Regions from separate parts of the Mus musculus genome. Here region 1 is linked to region 2. The links are chromatin loops, found by intact Hi-C in ENCODE. Cell type or tissue: gastrocnemius. All regions are shown on one strand. Each heading gives the region's core, and the rest is flanking DNA. Links, peaks and the distances in the headings are about the cores only.

What was found. Peaks named below come from ENCODE experiments on the same cell type or tissue, not always from the same donor. Only the 100,000 strongest peaks of a DNase experiment are listed, where the experiment ranks them.
Region 1: a loop joins it to region 2, with 3 times the contacts of the local background. A loop is called at or near these places in 1 of 42 quality-filtered maps.

What each region holds. Positions count from the first base shown.
Region 1 is chr15:7,997,724-8,000,530 of GRCm38, reverse strand. The region is part of intron 9 of Wdr70 (WD repeat domain 70); the gene reads left to right. Among named protein-coding and RNA genes, the nearest start is that of Wdr70, 100 kb to the left of the region's middle. In gastrocnemius, for the core only: no CTCF peak of the experiment used is centred there; a DNase peak (open chromatin) is centred at 1,174; H3K27ac peaks cover 454 bases.
Region 2 is chr15:7,886,317-7,889,123 of GRCm38, reverse strand. Wdr70 (WD repeat domain 70) reads left to right here. Exons shown (of 18, transcript NM_001081402.1): 14 at 1-48; 15 at 1,716-1,795. Among named protein-coding and RNA genes, the nearest start is that of Gdnf, 72 kb to the right of the region's middle. In gastrocnemius, for the core only: no CTCF peak of the experiment used is centred there; no DNase peak of the experiment used is centred there.

The DNA.
Region 1 (2,807 bases), core at 67-2,566, 110 kb before region 2:
AAGCAAAGCAAACAAAATCCCTCCAGAAAACAAAGGCCAGGGAGATAGTTCAGGTGGTAAGATGTTTGTGGTATAGGCACAGGCCCTGGGTTTAGTCCCTAGCACTTGTAGAAAGCTAAGCATGCACTTGTAATCCTAGAGCCTAAGTCCCAGGTCAGTTTGACAGACTCTTGAGAATAACCCCTGAGGTTGACCTTTGGCCTCCATACACACAGGCACACATATATCATATACCTCCTCATACACCCTGAGGGGGAAGGGCCGGGGGAGAGGGAGTTACAGGGTCTACAGAATCATTTTTTTTTTTCAAAGCTTTGAGACAATTATATCTTCTCTGGGCCTTCCACAGATAATCCACCAGCCAATTTATTCATCACAGGAATAAGACTTACGTAGCCTAAGACAAAAAGTAAAAGTTGAAGCATCAGTCTCCCTCCTCAGATGTTGACTCTGGCTAAGGCAGTCTGGATGACTGTCAGGCTCATGTCAGGAATAGAAGTGCCGTTATTAAATGACATCTCAATGGAGTATAGTCTGTCATATGTCCCTTCAAAGTAGACCTATGAGGGATAGTCATGGTTAACTGTTCTAGCTTCTCTGTATCTCTTAGTAATGGTATGTGGGCTATCCTGCCATTTCCTTAAATGTTTCCTAATTCTTTTCTCTTACTATTGTCTCTTTGATTCATGCCCCGGTTCCTCTATAGCCTCTCCCAAGTGTCAGGAGGGTAGAACTAACTGTACAAAACAGGGATGAGGCTATTATAGTCAATATGTAAGCCTATATTCTAAAACTCTTTCATTAATATTTATCGTTCTGCCAGGTGTGGTGGCACACACAGGTAATCCCAGCACTCTGGAATCTGAGGCAGCAGGATTGTGGATTTATGGCCACCCGGAGGCCAGCTTGTGCCACAGAGTGAGACCCTCTTTCAAGAAAGAGAATAAGTCTTCCTGGCTGACTGAAGAGATGCTCAGTATTATGCTAAAGCAAGGGTTTAATTATATAAGATATTTTTACATGCCACATAACTTAAAAGGCAGCAGTAAACAGAGCAGTCACGTTCCTGGAGCAAAGGAAGGATGGTGGGGTGGGGTCAGGAAGGACTTGGTCTGGCAGCTGTTTGTTGGCGGGCTGCTAGTGAGCACCTGCTCCCCAGCAGGGACAGCCTCTCCTTCGGAAGGGTCTCGGCAGGGGGCCAAACCATAGTGAGAGTTATTCTTATAAAATAGACCTCACTGTATTGGCAAAGATAAGCCCTCTGTGGGTAGAACCGTTTTCATTATGGTTCACATTATGACATACTACTTTTCAGTACTAAACGAGAAAGAGTCTATTATCTGTTGACTTAATATAAAGATAGCATATGAAGTCATAAGTGCATTTGTTACTTACGTGTATAAAAACTGTTTAATGTGTTAGTGTGACTTCAAGGAATTAAAGGGAACCATGATAGCAGGGGGCGGGGCCTAGCTTTCTCCCTTGCTCTGTAGGCAGGGGCGGGGCCTAGCTTTCTCCCTTGCTCTGTAGGCAGGGGCGGGGCCTAGCTTTCTCCCTTGCTCTGTAGGCAGGGGCGGGGCCTAGCTTTCTCCCTTGCTCTGTAGGCCGATGCTCCGATGATTGTCCACTTTGCGCAGGGAACTTGTTTTCCTGGATTTCTAGGGTAGGAAGTGCTGGGTTAGTTTCTTTGCGATTGGTGCACTAGTCCAAAATGTATTGCTTACTGCATTATGCTTATCTTGAAGGGCATCCTCTTGGTTTGCCTCTGGAGTTGAGGGCTTTAGGCTTCACATTACGGTCCTTGATCCATTTAAATTGGTTTTTGTACAGGGTGGAAGATAAGAATCTAATTGTATTCTTTTACAATTAGAAATCCAGTTTTTCTGATACTACTTGTTGAATAGCTGTCTTTCTTCATTTATGCTTTTCCTTTAGATGGGGAGGCTAATATCTAATTTACAAAGAATTTCAACAATTAAAGACCAAAGAAACAAAAATTGGAAACCAACAAATAGGCAAATAAACTGAGTAAGAGGTTTTCAAAAAAAAAAAAAATTCAACAAAAACAACAGATGGCTCATAACTGTTTTTAAAAGTGTCAAATATCCCTAGCCATCAGGGAAATGCAAATGAAAACTACTTTGAGATACCACCTCACACTGGTTGGGATGGCTCTTATCAACAAATCTGACCACAAGTGCTGGAGAGGATGTGGAGAAAAAGGAACCATTATTCACTGTTGGTAGAGCTACAAGTTAATGCAGCTAGTATGGAATCTGTCTGGAGATAATAAAAAAACTAAAACGGAACTCCTGTATGACCCAACTATTTCCCTCCAGGGCGTATACTCAGCTAACTGCATACCTACCATAGAGATAGCTGGATTTACCATGGGTTTTTGCTACTCTATTCACTATAGCAAAGAATTGAATCAATGTAGCTGTCCACCAGAAGATGTGTGCTCAGGTACTGAAAATTTGGAATGTGCATGTGTGTGGGTATGAATACTGTTTAGCTCGTGTGCATGTGTGTGTGTGTGTGTATGTATGAATACTGTTTAGCTCGTGTGTGTGTATGTATGAATACTGTTTAGCTCGTGTGTGTGTGTGTGTATGAATACTGTTTAGCTCGTGTGTGTGTGTTTGTGTGTGTGTATGAATACTATTGACCTCCAAAGTGTAATCACAAAATCTGCAGGAAAATAGATGGACTTACAATGTGCAGCATTAAGCAAGGCTCTCCGTTTGTGGGATAGAGCCAATGATATATGTGTATGTATACTCAAACACACATACAGGTCCAGTGTT
Region 2 (2,807 bases), core at 210-2,709:
TGGAAATGGACTGGCAAAAGTGTACTACGACCCCAACAAGAGTCAGAGGTATTTCTTGGAAAAGCCTGTTTGAGATGGATGACAACTGGGGAGGGCTTGGGTTCACCCTGGCTTCTATTCATCCCCCTTTGATGGGGATCCGCCCTTTTAGAAAAGGCAGCTGGTACCCAGTAAAGCCTTAGACTCCTAGCATTGTGCTTTAAATGGGATTTAGATCTCACCCTTGATCCGCATCAAATTCAAAGGGAAAGTTGCCCAGGGATTTGCAGTCCTTTGGCTGAAATGTTGAGTGCAGGGTGGGGGGAGTCCTGCTTGCTCCGTGTACTCCCCGGACAGTGGCATCAGCAGAGATGCATGTGAGGTATTAGCAAACAGGAGTGGCCACTCACAAGACACAGCAGCAGCTTGCCTGTTTTACCTTTTGTGGGGAGCTTTTAGTAGTTACTAGTTTGTGTATTTGATGAGGCTATGCTGTATCGACTGAAAGGGATAGCCTGTGAATGGACTTTTCCGGGCCCTTAGCTCGCCCCAGGTCAGACATAAGCATACCAGTTTAATCCCAAGGTCTGGAAACTGGGAGAGGCTCACCTAGCTCCTCAGGTATTAACACTTTCTTTTCCATGAGATGGACATGGGCTACCACCCCAAGGAGCATGGTCCTTCCTGTTCTGGTTTGTATACAGAGTCACATGCCGAGCCTGTGCCCTTCTCTTTTGAGCTCCTACATGCTTTCTAAGGACAGTAAAGCTAATCTTTATGAATGAACTTTCATTGACCATAATTTTGCTCTAGTAAGAAGTGGACCATCCTGTCTTCAGAGGTTCCTGAGCCCGTGTTGAAACCTTTGTCCTATAAAATAACATTATAAAATGATATCTAAGAAGAAGTAGGATTTTGTTTGTTAATAAAGTAAAAATGCTAGTTAGTGTGAATGGAATCCACTCAAAAAGAATGCCAGCCTTATATTATGACACCCATTTGGAAAGTGCTATCTTTACTTGGGATCTATAAGATTTGCTTATGTATATTTTCTTCAGAGCTCTGTACCACTAAGGTGAGGTAAGATCTTAAATAGACCTTCCATTAATCAGGTTGTAGCTCCTGAGCAATGCCACAAAGCATACTCCAGCTTAGACACTCAAAACGGCGTATTTGAGATATGGACATACACCATGCTAGGTCCCGCTGAGTGGAGGACCTTGGTTGCTTTCATCTGGAACATAGGCTAAACATGGAATCCTGTGACCTTGCTTAACTTGCAAAATCTCTTTAACATCCTTATGTTCTTAAATTACTTTTGTGGATTTCTCTTTAGTGTCCTGAATGCCTTGGTACCTCTCCCAATCTTTCACTTGGTGGGTGACACTGGTAGATGTGAATTTCTGGAAAGTTCATTGTCACTAAGACCCCATCTCAGAAAGGCAGGGTCTTGCACAGATTAAAAAAATCTCTCGATTAATGAAAATACTACAGCCGTGTTTTGCATGGGTTAAAAAAATTTTTTTAAATGAATTGGCCAAGATCTTCCAGTGTTTCCTGCATCTATCATAGAGTAATTTCTGCTGGGGTCTACTACATACAGGGAGAGGGAGGGGGAGGGGGAGGGGGAGAGGAGGGAGCTTTGAGACTCTCTGATGGGACCAGAAATTTAGTGTTTCACCTCTACCTATTCCTAAAATGCACTAAAGAAAATAATTTGTTCCAACTCATCGTAGGGGAGCAAAACTATGTGTGGTTAAAACCCAGAGGAAGGCAAAACAAGCTGAGACACTAACCCAGGACTACATCATCACCCGTAAGTTGTTGTCAGCATCCCTCTGTCTTCCGGTGCTCTTCTCTGTGGTCTTGTTCATTACTTGGTTTGAAATCAGAAAGGGTGGCATCTATTACATTATGTCCTGTCATGTGGACACAGGTACAAGTCACATGACAGCATCACTTTAGCTTCTTGGTCGTTTACAAAAATGAGGCTTGCCTCATGTAACTCCTCGCCTAAATGGGAAGTGCCTTCCTGAGCTGAACACACTATTCTATTACAGTGTTCTAGGTTAACATGTTATTCTGTGAATCAACAAGATTCAGGAGGCCTGCAGTGTGATTCTGAACATCAGGGAGATTAGACAAGGAATCTATGACCATGTACTAACATACTTGGAGGAATTTCTGTATCAAACGAACTGTCTGGGGCAGAATGGTTTTTCTCAGATGGGTCATACAACCCTATTCATCCGACAGGTCTATGTTCTGAAAACCACAGCCTCAGACCTGTAAGAGGCCAGGAAGGAAATCTCGGATGCCACAGAGATGAGTAATAGAGTGGCCCAGGGTGCTCTGCTGCTGGCCTTCTTCCCGGTGATGGGTCTCTTGTGAGACCAAGTTCCACGGGGCTTGTGGTCGGTCAAGAGATCCCAAGACACTCTTTGCAAGAGTAGAAGTGTTAAAGTTGGGGTCATAGCCAGTCCAGCTCATGTGATTACATGCGGCCTTCTTAACACACACCCCCCACACACACACCGCCCCCAGTCATGGGAAGTAAAAGGCAATTTTCCCACCTAAAAGGACTGCGTGTCTCACGGCCTGACAAGAGTAAGGGGAGTAATGTGCTTAGCTTCCCTATCATGGCAGGCACGGTTTAAGGTGAGTGGTACTGCCTGGCTGCAATCAGAAGTAGGGCCAGAGGATCTGATGGGGACTGGAAGGGTTTTGGAGATGTTTCCTTTAGATTATAACCTGTCTTTTCCAGTTCTCTGAAAGTGTTTTCTCTTTTAAAACATGTTTAAATTTATATCTAATGGCTGGAAGAAATT